2 separate regions of the Homo sapiens genome follow, and region 2 is linked to region 1. The links are chromatin contacts, found by Hi-C or POLR2A ChIA-PET in ENCODE. All regions are on one chromosome and are shown on one strand. Each heading gives the region's core, a stretch centred on a gene start or an enhancer-like site at or near the end of the contact. The rest is flanking DNA. Distances are from core to core; before and after follow the strand shown. Region 1 holds the start of ORC4 (origin recognition complex subunit 4). Region 2 holds the start of LYPD6B (LY6/PLAUR domain containing 6B).

Region 1 (6,083 bases), core at 2,082-4,581:
TCACGTCTGTGATCCCATCACTTTGGAAGCCCAAGGTGGGTGGATCACTTGAGGTCAGGAGTTTGAGACCAGCCTAGCCAAAATGGTGAAACTTTGCCTCTACTAGAAATAAAAACATTAGCCAGGTGTGGTGGCACATGCTTGTAATCCCAGCTACTAGGGAGGCTGAGGCAGGAGAATCACTTGAACTTGGGAGGCGGAGGTTGCAGTGAGCCAAGATCATGCCACTGGACTCCAGCCTGGGCAACAGAGCGAGACTCCATCTCCAGGGGGGAAAAAATCTCCAAAAATTAAAAAATAATAATTTAATAATTTGCGGTTAAGAAAGGTTTATGTATCCGAGTTGTTCCAAACATACAGGTTTTACAGTAACTGAATCAAGTGTCAGTTTTTAAACTTAATTGAACACTAAATAAAACTAAAAATTCAGTTCCTCAGTCATACTAGCCACATTTCAAGTGCTCAAAAGCCACACGCAGCTAGTAGCTACTGCAATGAATAGCACAAGCATAGAACTTGTTATCTGGAGTTTAAACTACGTATACAATTCAAAGAACAATGACAGCCTATAAGACCTACATGAAGATAAAAGTTGCCATCCCAGAAGAGAGTAATGCTCCAAGCACAGAGAAGATATTGGCCATACTGCTAGAAATCCCTGAGTAAAACAGACAACCCAATTAAAACAAAAAACAAACAAACAAAAAAACCTCCCAAAAAGATTTAAAAAGACAATGCACAAAAGATTTAAGAATTAAAAAGACAATTCTAGAAAGAGGAAATTCAAATAGCCGGTAAGTTTTTGAAAAAGTGCTCAAACTCTTTAGTGTCCTGGGCAGAATAAATTAAAACAACAATAAGATAAAGCCACATTCATCAAGTTGGGAAAAAGGAAAAATAACTCTTGGTGAGACAGTAAAAGTAAAGGGATCTACCATATACTGCTGTCGGGGTATACATTGGTGTATCTACTTTGGAAAAGGCATAACTAGTGAAGTTGAAGATAAACATACGTACTCTACAAAAACCCATGGTAATGTACATTAAGAATACATGTACAAGAACATTCATAATAGCATTGTTCATAACTACTAAAAACGGAACACAATCCAAATGTTTATTAATATTAGACTAAACTGTGGCTCATTTCCATTAAGACTTTTTATACTATACTTATTATACTATAGATTACTACAATCCAATATAAGAACTAGAGCTAAATGTACTAATAGAGTTATATCCCAGCTGCATGAGAGAAAAAGATACATAATGATATGTAATATATAATCCACTTACATACAATTAAGAAACAGGCAAAACGAACCTAAATTGCTTAGGAATGCTGACATAGGTGGTTAAGAAATACTAAGAAAGAAAGCAGTAAATGATTGCCATAAAAATCAGTATAGTGTTAACCACTGAAAAGAATTGAGGAAAGGGATGATCAGGAATAGAATGGAGAGGGGAGCTTCTCAGGTGCCACAGACGTTCTAGTTCTTGACTGTGGCAGCGCTTACATAGAGTTCACACTTTATAGTTTTTCATTATACTATGTATCGATGTTTGTATGCTTAAATACTAAATGTATGGAAAAAGACACAAAATATTTAAAATTGTAGCTAAGGCACATTAACTGCCTTGCTGGTATTTTTTTTTTTCATTACAAAGTGGCAGACAATTGGTTACACTATAAAGACAGACAATTGGTTACACTACAAAGAAAATTTTAAAGCACAGGAGTCTAGTTTTGATTCCATCGGACATGATTACCGTACACAATACAGAAGATACTAAGGGCTAAGCAATGATGCATAAACGGGGTCCACTGCCCAAACTTACAGAAAGCAAAACGTGGAAAATTAGTAACTTTAACTGATAGTGTACACCTAAAGAACCTACACCGGCCGGGCGCGGTGGCTCACGCCTGTAATCCCAGCACTTTGGGAGGCCGAGGCGGGAGGATCATTTGAGGTCAAGAGATCGAGACCAGCCTGACCAACATGGTGAAACCCCGTCCCTACTGAAAACACAAAAAAATTAGCCAGGCGTGGTGGCACATGCCTGTAGTTTCAGCTACTCGGGAGGGTGAGGCAGGAGAACTGCTTGAACCCAGGAGACAGAGGTTGCAGTGAGCCGAGATCGCGCCACTGCACTCGTCTGGGAGACAGAGCGAGACTCCGTCTCAAAACAAAAAACAAACAAAAAGAACCCACCCAACAGAATTAAGTACCAACATAATAAATACGAAGAATTTTAGATTCTTGGTTTTTAAAAAACATACAAAGATGATATTCCTTCAAAATATCTTTACAAAACATATTGAGACTGTGATGCTTTATATTGATTGTATGAAAACAATGAAAAAGAACCAGCACTGTTTCACTATAAAAGCTTTACTAATGTAAATTTATAAATCCTTTCTTAAATATTTTGAGTTAATTCTAATTTTATGATAGAAATTCATTATTTTCAGCAAAAACAGCTGGCATTTGGGAAACCAAAGGCTCAAAAACTAAGAATAGTAACCAAAGAAACTTGACAAAACAGTCCTTTTAAAACTCTCATCTACACTATAAGGGGAAACTTTGATCACGTCCCTTCTCCTTCATCAATCGTAGAACTCAACATTAAGGACTACACAATCCCACATCCCTCTCCGAGAAAAAGCAAAGGCTTTGTGTTGTAGCAACAACGCAAGACATGGAGGGAAGCTCCACTCAAGACTTCCCTGCCTGCTCCTTCCCCAAAGCCACTCCAGAATACCAGGGAGGGTTGAGAGGTAAGGCATGAAGGGCGCAATATCCAATATGAGCAACGCGTGTGATGCATCTGGTCAAAATGCATACAGAGGACTTGTCTCTGTCCCTAGATAGAAGTCCTCCGTCCTGCAGTCATGAGGGTCAATTGCTGAGGCTTCACAGTTCCCTTCTCTCTTACACTCGGACCGTCACGCTCCTCACCTACTACCCCGATGCAGAGGTAGACTCAGGATCCCTGCACTTGTCAAGGATTCCTCGGCAAGCTCACGGGGCGGGAGTGGCCACAAGACGGAGCTCGCCTGGTCCTGGCCTTCCCGGCCTATACAAGCCTGCCCCCTTCCCAATTCCCAATCTCCACAGCCTTCCATCCTCCCACTTTCGATTCACCTTGCGCCACCGACGCCCCTGGCCTTCGTTTGCAGCAAGTTTACCCCCACCATTACCTCTCGCATAAAAGCCTGCATTTACCAGGTCAAAGAGGGGAACCAACGCCTGCAGGAATCGCTTCACCGAATCGCCTGGCCGCGTCCTCTGCTAGACTTCACCTGCCGCTGCGGACCGTACACAACCACTCCCGGCATGCCCCGCGCACGCACTACCTCTCCCACCCCGCCCCTCTCCCGCCCAAACACGTGACCTCCTTTCGTCTCCGTCCACGCCCACTTCCGTTCCTCCACTTTCCCTTAGGAAGGAGGAGGGAGCTGGGGGTGTTAAAAGCGTAGCGACTTCCTCCTCCTCCCCGCCCCCGCTCCTGTACCTCCCGCTACAATGTCTTCCGGGTCGCTAGCGCCTCGACGCCTTCTGGGAAAATAGCTCATTTCCTCCCCTCCCCCTCCTCCTGCCTTCAACCAACCAGCCACCCGTCAGAGAGGGACATGCGCAGTGAGTGCCTCCCGTCTCTTCTACCCGAACCCCCCCTCCCCCCCAAGCAGAGAGACCCCAGCAGCAGCAGCAGCTGATGATGAAGAGAGAGGCAGTGGCAGAGGGGGGGCACCTTTTATTTCTATTTTTAAAGGGACAGGACACTAATTCTACCCCACTTCAACCTTGAATTCAGGGGGGTGGGGGGAAGGCGGCTGAGTTCCTTCCCCCACCCTCCAGCCCTGAGCCCTGAGAGGGGGATTGAGCCTGAGAGAGGAGAAGGAGTTTCTTCTTCTTCGAAAACCCCCATCCACGACTCCTACCCCCTCACCCCTCCAACTCGCCTCCCTCCCTCCACCCTCCTCCTCTTTGGCCGTGAGAGGAGGAGAGAAAGAAACCAAAAGCCTCTTAGCAACACAGACCCTTTGCTGCTGCTGTTGCTGCTGCTGCTGCTGTTGCTGCTGCTGCTGCTACTGCTGCTGCTGCTACTGCTGCTGCTTGGCCCTGGCTGGAGACATCTCACTACACCCAGGAGCAGCCACTTCCCCAGCTCTCCTCCTCCTCCTTCGCCTCCTCCTCCTCCACTCCCCCCCTTTATTACCCTTTGTGTCATCCTCCACAGCTCCAGGGAAGGCACTCAAAAGTGGGGGGCAGGAAAGGTAAGTGTGTCTGTGGGGGCTTCATTGCCTTCCTCTGGCTCTGACTTTCACTCCGGGGCAACAGTAGCACCAAACCACATACGCAGTGGAGCTCCGGGGTGAGGAGGGGGTGGTGCTGGGGGGGGTGAAGGAGGGGTTGGAGTAGGGAGGGGTGTGTGAGGTGGGGTGCCCATCCTGTCAGGGGAGGAAGGGCACTTTTATTTTTATTTGCTGTTGTCAAAAGTGGTTTCTCTCCTCCATCTAACATCTGATTGTGTCTTGCTCCAGTGGGGGAGAATACAAAAACAACCCCCTCCTTCCTCCAATGAGGCGCCAGGGAAAGAGACAGAAAGAGGCACACTTTCTAGATGTCACTTAAAAAAAATTCATTGGAGAGCTCTTTTTCTCCAGGAAAAGCTCCACTGCATTTGTTTCTGAGTGGGAAAATGTCGGGATCTGGATTGTATTGGAACTGCTTATCCATTTGTAGACCTGAGTGTTTTCCCCTTTTTGGTCCTGTATGAGATTTGGATATTGACTTCAGTGTTGGAAGACTTGATTGGTTTTTGCTTTAAGGGTTTCATTTTCCATTTTTTCGTTTTGTCTGACTTCCATGGAAAATTTCAAATTTTTAGTTGGTAGAGGCCTTTGGTTAGGTTTTGACTTGCATTATTGCTTTTTTTTTGGTTAAATGTCTGTTTCATATATCAGTATATAAAGTCCAAAGCTCTAAAATGCTTAAAGTTTAAATGCCACTGCTATTGTCTGTTCCCACATACGTTCCTGATACTTATTTTCCATATGATGAGAATATTAGCTATTTTATAATTAATCTGGGTATATTTGTAATCTTTGTAACTTGTCTGAACAAGTAATCCCCATTGAAAACTTTATGTTGTTCTGGCTGCATGGAAGGCCAAACCTCTCCATCAATAGTTTGCTGGATTGGTACCACTTTCAGTTTTAGCTGAATTATTTATTTACTGTTGTAAATTGAGATGAGTTTTTCATCTCAATTTCTCTTGGGGTTCTGAACCAAATTGCCCACTGTATGTAAAAGTACACAAATTTCTAAAATATGTTTTCATGAGTCAAAGAAATCATGAACTTATAGTTAGTATATTAATTTCAGTTAGCTATAAATTGAAAGGTAAATCCAGATTTAAGTTTATGGAATAACAATATTGATAAAAATCACTTCATTTTTGTATAATGTGTTCTTAGTGCATAGCTTTAAAATTCAGTGCTGTATTTTATTTCACAAATGTTAGAAAGTATGTTTCTGATGTAGGCCTTTTACTAGGGCTTATATTGGAAAGTGTTATTTTGTTTCATATATACATTTCTTTATTCTTTCCTTGAAGATGGATGCACACATGCATATACACACACTCTCTTTCGCTCGCTCTCTCTCCCTCACACCCTTTTTTTTTTTTTTGTAACTGCATTGGTATCTCTGATCCCATAATTTATGTCAGCAAAAAATATTCTTCTGTAAAGCAGCAATTTTGTGATCAGACTGGCAATATGAAAACAGCAATTTGATCAACTAGAAAGGATTGAAGAAATATAAATCTAGAAGGATATTTGGCAAAAATATTATAAAGACATGATAATACTTCTAATTTTTTATTTTCTTGATGGTTAAAGCTAAAACATATATTTTAGTGACAGTGAAGCATTGCATATGTAGAAACTTGTTCTGTAAAATTTTAATTATCAACTGTGTGCAAAAGTAGACATTTACATACCGAAATAAAAAAGCTTTATAGCAGTAAACAATATGATCTTATTTCCCTTCTGTTATAAATTTGAACAATTTTTT
Region 2 (6,083 bases), core at 2,040-4,539, 1.0 Mb after region 1:
GTTTATAAGACAGGAGAAAAGGGAGAAAGCAAAAAGTTGGAAAGAAACAGAAGTAAGATAAATAGCTAGACGACCTTGGCACCACCACCTGGCCCTGGTGGTTAAAATAATAATAATATTAACCCCTGACCAAAACTACTGGTGTTATCTGTAAATTCCAGATGTTGTATGAGAAAGCACTGTAAAACTTTTTGTTCTGTTAGCTGATGTATGTAGCCCCCAGTTACGTTCCTCACGCTTACTTGATCTATTATGACTTTTTCATGTAGACCCCTTAGAGTTGTAAGCCCTTAAAAGGGCCAGGAATTTCTTTTTCGGGGAGCTCGGCTCTTAAGACATGAGTCTGCCGATGCTCCTGGCCAAATAAAAAAAACTCTTCCTTCTTTAATCTGGTGTCTGAGGAGTTTTCTCTGCGACTCGTCCTGCTACACTACTATGTGCCAGGAATGCTACACACATTGTCTCATTGAAAAATGTCCTCAGAAAATGATATACAGTATTTTTTATTTTATTTTATTTTTTTTGAGATGGAGTTTCACTGTTGTGGTCCAGGCTGGAGTGCAATGGCAGGATCTCGGCTCACTGCAACCTCTGCCTCCTGGGTTCAAGCAATTCTCCTGCCTCAGCCTCCCAAGTAACTGGGATTACAGGTGCCCGTCACCACGCCCGGCTAGATATACATTATTAATATACATGTTGAGTCCTAAGTAAAGACAGGAAAAATTAGGAAGGTAAATATATCCTAAGGCTCAGAAGTTTTTTGGATTGTTGCTTCTTTGGATAATTTATATTTCATTATATTATCAGAGAACTAGAGATAGAGCAGAAACTGAAGATTTTCTAGTTCAAATATCATTCTCCTAGAGACCAGTAGAGAATAGCAATAAATAGTTATTTGTAAAGATTAATTAATTCATTCTAGAGTCTTATGAAGTCTATCAGTGGTTTTGTCCCTATTTCCAGCATTTTAATGTTGATCAGAAGTGGGCTGGCTCTCTTTGCACTGCTAGGCAGAGCTACTGTTCACTGAGCAGGTGCTTTGTGCTGGCGCTGTGCTCAAGCACTTTACGTGGATTATTTAACTTAGCCACACAACAGTATCAGAACTTCTTATTTCAGATACCCCTTTTAAGCAAAAAACTTCAAACAGAGATCTTGTCTGATTTCATGGCTGCACATTTTCCAAGTAGGAAAAACACACAATTGAGGAACATGCCCAAGGCTGCTCAGCAAGCACAGGAGAGAGAGTGGGGTGGGGAGGGAGAGATCACGTGCAAGCAAGCAAGCACTGGGGCAGAACCTGTACCCTCCTGATGATTCTCAGGCCTGTCTGGGTGGCATCACTTAGCAGGCTGGCCCAGCCAAGATCACACGCACAGCAGCAGGATTTTAAATCACAGGGGATCACATGCTCTACTGACTGAAACCAACACAAAAAAAGGTCTAGGTCCATTTCATGTGAGTGAGACCCAGAGGTGCTCCTTTGCTCAGCCCTACCTGCTGGTGCAAGTGGCTGTCCCAAAGTGCAGGCCCCACCACAGCTCCACCCTGGGACACCAGATTCCCTGCCACCATAGAGGGAGTAGCAACTGAGGTAGGGCACACCTAGGTGGGGCATCCCATATAACCTTTTCTAGGTTGGCCTTGCCCAGTGTGACGTAGCCAGCCAGGTAACACCAGATCTGAAATACCCATATGTGCAGAACCCACTGAAGGGGTGGGGTGTCTAGACCTTAAGAGTGTTGGGCTTGTTGTCAGTGGAGGGGTGGAGCAGTCTTCTTGGCCCTGACCTCACCTTAATAGAGATCCTCCCATTTTGGCCTTGGAGGTTTAATATATAGTCACGGAAGTGTACTGAAATAGTCATAAGAAGGAATGTTCTCCATACAACTTTAAAGTTGTACAGTGCTTTCTGCAGTGAAATGAATTTTTTCACGGAATGGATTTTTTTAACGAGTCTTGAAATTAACATGTGAGGAGCAGCATGACACATTACCTCGTGTGTGTGTGTGTGTGTGTGTGTGTGTGTGTGTGTGTGTGTGAGTGAAGGCCATTTGTTAAATGGAACACCTAAAAATACCATTGTTTTTGTTTTTGCGGTTGTCAGGGGCCTCAATAAATGCAAGCTGGCTCAGGAGATGCTTGACCTCAGAGGTCTGGAAAGACAGATTAGAAGTCTCAGCAGAGGACCAAACCCAGACCCCACTTCTGCAGAAGTTCTGTACCCAGGTTTCCCCACTGCAGGCATAACCAGCAGCCCCTCAAAGGCCCCAGACCAGCCAACTGTCTTTAGAAATGCAGACCCAGGATCAGCTTTGCTACCAGCCATGGAATCTTGGGTCAGTGGCCCATACTCTGAGCTGTGTTTCCACAGTGCAAGGCTGGCCGGACAGTGTTTTATTTCAGAGTTCTCCTGTCTGTGGCATCTTCAGAAGTTAAAGATTTGCTTGACCACTATAAGGTGCCCTGGGAGTGTAGACCTCCCACATCCCAGCTGCCTGGCTGGCAGTGGGTGGGGAGTAAGCAGTAGAGAGAGGACAGGTGGCCCGGAATCTAACAGCTTGCCTCTGGATTCTCCCTAGTAAGCTTGGAATGATGCTGGAGCAGCTCTGGGCCGAGGGGACCAGTCTAACGCTGGACGCAAAAGACTGGGCGCCACCTAGTCTGTTCATCAGGTATTAAATGCCCTGAGTTTTCAAAGCTCTGGTGATTCAGTAGTGGACGGGTAAGGTTCCTGCCTCTCCTGGGGCTTACCGTCCAGGGGTGGGGAGGACGTCACTATATGAAATTATCTTATTTATAGCTTAATGTCATTATTTAAAAAGGGGGAGGGAATCACTTGACGGGTGGGCAAGGTGGGGACGGGGTTGGATGGAATGGTCAAAAAAGGTCTTTCAGAGTTCTTCCAATCCTGAACTAACTCACCTGCACCCTTGGCCCAATCATTTTCACTCCCGAGGGTCTGCACTCCTCGTTTCTACATTGGTTTTCTAGGAAGAAAGGGGTTGGACCCTCCCCTCTTTAAGCTGGGTGGGGTCCGAATCCCGTGCTTCTTTCACTTCCTGAGCCGGGCTGGCTGGGTGGGAACAGGCTCCTTGCCGCCTCCCCAGCGCTGGCCACTACCACACTGCCGCCCGCCTGGGCCTCCTTTCAACCTCGTGGTGGAGCCCTGCGGTTTCCCAGCGGAGCCGGGCCCGGGGCTGCTCCCTCGCGGGCGAGGCTCACCTGTCCCGGCCCGGCCCCCTCCCGCGCCCCAGGTGGTTCAGGGCAGGGAGGAGCCGCGCCCCGCCCCGCGCGGTAGCAGCCAACGCCGGCCCCAGGCGGGTGCGCTGGGAGCCTGGGCCGGGAGCCGGGTGAGGGCGCCGAGAGGCTCGGTGGGCGCGGGCGGCGAGGTGAGCTGGGCCAGCGCAGCAGGCGGGGGCGGTGGTGGGTTCGGGACGGCTCACCCCGCGCCGGAGCGAGTGCGGGGCCGCGCGACTGCGGCGGGAGATGCGCTGCGCCCCTTCTGGGCGCGCTGGGGCAGCCAGGAGCTCGCGGGGCCGCGGGGCCGCGGGGCCGCGGGGCCGCGGCGCAGTGGCGGGGTCGGGGTCTGGTCGCTGCCTCGAGGCGAGCAGCTGCCAACATCTGGACGGGACGGGAGCAGGGGGCCGGGGCAAGGCTGGAGCGGTGTGGGTCTCTAATCGTCCAGAGCCCTGCGGGGCCAGTGACTTCGGCAGAGCCGAGGGGAGAGGAGATACTGGGGGTCAAACTGCTGGAGAGAGCGCGGAGCTGGGGCTGGGGTTCAAGGCCGATCGTGGGGCCAAGAGCGAGCGTGCCAGCTCCAGTGTTTCCCCCTGCAGCGCTTCACGCGCGACCAGCTTGGGTGCCGCCGCTTCCCTTGCCCCGGCTCTTTACTTTTGTTGTTGAATAACCTACCTTACACATTGGTTAGTTACCTGGGGCTTCTCAAAAGCCGGGTCTGGAGGCTGCTCTGACTCCAGGGGGCTTGGGTTGTGAGGCTTCAGGTCTGTATGCCCTGTGGCGTTTGGGGGGAGCTGGTGGGTGGAGGGGTGCTGTCCACCTCCCAAGGCCAGGGGATCAGAGAGTGGGAAAAGTCTAGAATGCTATTTAAATTCCAGTAACTAGCTGTGTGACCTTGGGCAAGTTACTGAACTGCTCTGAGCCTCAGTTCCCTTAAAGTAAAATAGGTATTATTAATATTATAATCATTACAACAGACTTAGGTTATATGATGTTCATGGAGTACATAGCATACTGCTTGATTTTTCCCCCTTTGTGTTGATGTGGTGATGTGTGTGTTGTGGGGTGGGGGCATTCTTTCCCACCCTGACTTGTTCATGGTTAGGCTTCCTCCAGGATGCCTTACTTGCTGACAGCATCACAGAGGCCAAGATTAGGGCTGCCAGTGCACGGGCCCTGCAGATGGAGGGGGTGTTGTCAGACTGCCCTCATCATTACCCATCGTATTTGTCAGAATTGTTTTCTTTGGGTTGGGTTTTGGTCACTTGAAAATTGCCTTATACTATGTAGAAATTGATTGGGTCACATAAATGAAAAGGTCGAGGGTTTCAGTTTAAAGCTATAGCTAGTTCCAGAGGCTCATACAAGGTTCCAGGGCTAGTTCTCTCTCTTGTATATCTTAGCTGTTTTTCTCTCTGTGTTTACTGGTTCTTAGTATGGACGATAAATAGGACTTGCACCTTCAGGCTTATCTGCTCCTTCAGAGAGAGAGACAGAGACAAAGAGGGAGAGAGAGAATCCCATCTTCTCTATCCGTATAGCAGTCTCTCTCTGTCTCTCTCTCTCTCTCTCTTTTTTTTTTTTTCTTTTGAGACAGACTCTCACTCTGTCACCCAGGCTGGAGTGCAGTGGTGTGATCTCGGCTCACTGCATGCAACCTCCACCTCCCAGGTCCAAGCGATTATCCTGCCTCAGCCTCCCAAGTAGCTGGAGTTACAGGCGCCGGCCACCACGTGGGACTAATTTTTGTATTTTTAGTGGAGATGAGGTTTCACCATGTTGGCCAGGCTGGTCTCGAACTCCTAACCTCAAGTGATCTGCCCGTCTTGGCCTCCCAAAGTGCTGGGATTATAGGAGTGAGCCACTGCACCCGGCCCCTTATAGCAATCTTATTGACATACTGGACCAAAACAGAACCAAGCCATCTCAGCAGACAGGGAGAGGTTTACACAACAGGAATGGGCACATGACCGACTGTGATTGATAGACTGGCCCACCTCTGCTGCAAGGCATGTCGGTAGGGGGCGCAATTCCCAATGAGAAGTCTGACAAAACAGGACATGTTCATTTTACTATCTCTGTCTTTGCTCACCAGCGCCTAAAGGTAGTCTGCAGTAGAATGTAGACAGCCTGAGGGCCGTATTCCATCAGTCAAGTCTTCATCTAATGCATGGAGGGCATCCTGTGTGTCCATCTTTTCATTCATTGTTTTTTGTTTATTCATTCATTCGACATATAATAAATGCTCAACATATGCCAGGGCCTCTGCCAAGGGCGAAAATGCTTGCTTTTGAGAAGCTCACAGTCTAGTTGGAAAGACAGATATGAGGATAACATCGTCTAGGACTCATCTGTCTGGGGACGTAGTGAAGACTCCCCAAAGAAACTGTAGTTGAGCTTTGAATTGAAAATGAGCTCCAGCCTGGGCAGCAGAGCAAGACTCCGTCTCAAAAAAAAAAAAAAAAAAAAGAAAATGAGAAGGGCTGGTCTAGGAGAAAAATTCTAGGCCATGTGGTAGGATTCCAGAGGGACACTTTTTGTTGTAATATGTTTAGGTTACTCTACTTTCTTGCTTAGAACATCTGAAGGTAGGTCGTTCGAAGTGGCCACAGCTCTTTGGTGGCTTCTAGAAAATTATCTTCTTTTTCCAGGGTGACTAGAGCTCCATCATGCCTTCACATGACAACATCCAAAGCAGAAAAAAGAAGGCCGGGGCTTGCTGCTTAATCTTTCTCTAGATAATAAAGGACAAATTTTCCCCGAAGTTCCCCGCGTCACTGGCCAAAGTGGTCTAACGCTTACCCTGAAACCAGTCATTGGCAAAGGAGAAGAGGGGCCCATGA

What was found. A loop is a pair of places that touch in the nucleus more often than their neighbours do. ChIA-PET counts read pairs that join two places held with the same protein, here RNA polymerase II (POLR2A). Pooled maps may share reads with other maps.
Region 2: a loop to region 1 is called in a pooled map, with 2.4 times the contacts of the local background. The contact joins the promoter of LYPD6B here to the promoter of ORC4 in region 1. A Hi-C loop is called at or near these places in 1 of 168 maps with a recorded cell type or tissue (B cell), 6 of 37 single-sample maps with no recorded cell type and 4 of 50 pooled maps. POLR2A ChIA-PET finds 5 or more read pairs at or near these places in 1 of 52 experiments (activated B cell).

Annotation. Positions count from the first base shown.
Region 1 is chr2:148,017,406-148,023,488 of GRCh38, forward strand. ORC4 (origin recognition complex subunit 4) reads right to left here and starts at 3,332. Exons shown (of 14, transcript NM_181741.4): 1 at 3,228-3,332. It overlaps MBD5 (methyl-CpG binding domain protein 5), which reads left to right and starts at 3,686. Exons shown (of 14, transcript NM_001378120.1): 1 at 3,686-4,279. RefSeq lists enhancers at 2,977-3,574, 3,754-3,853 and a silencer at 3,244-3,403.
Region 2 is chr2:149,035,410-149,041,492 of GRCh38, forward strand. LYPD6B (LY6/PLAUR domain containing 6B) reads left to right here and starts at 3,290. Exons shown (of 7, transcript NM_177964.5): 1 at 3,290-3,392. RefSeq lists enhancers at 2,360-2,419, 3,633-3,682, 3,723-3,782 and silencers at 3,043-3,382, 3,393-3,552.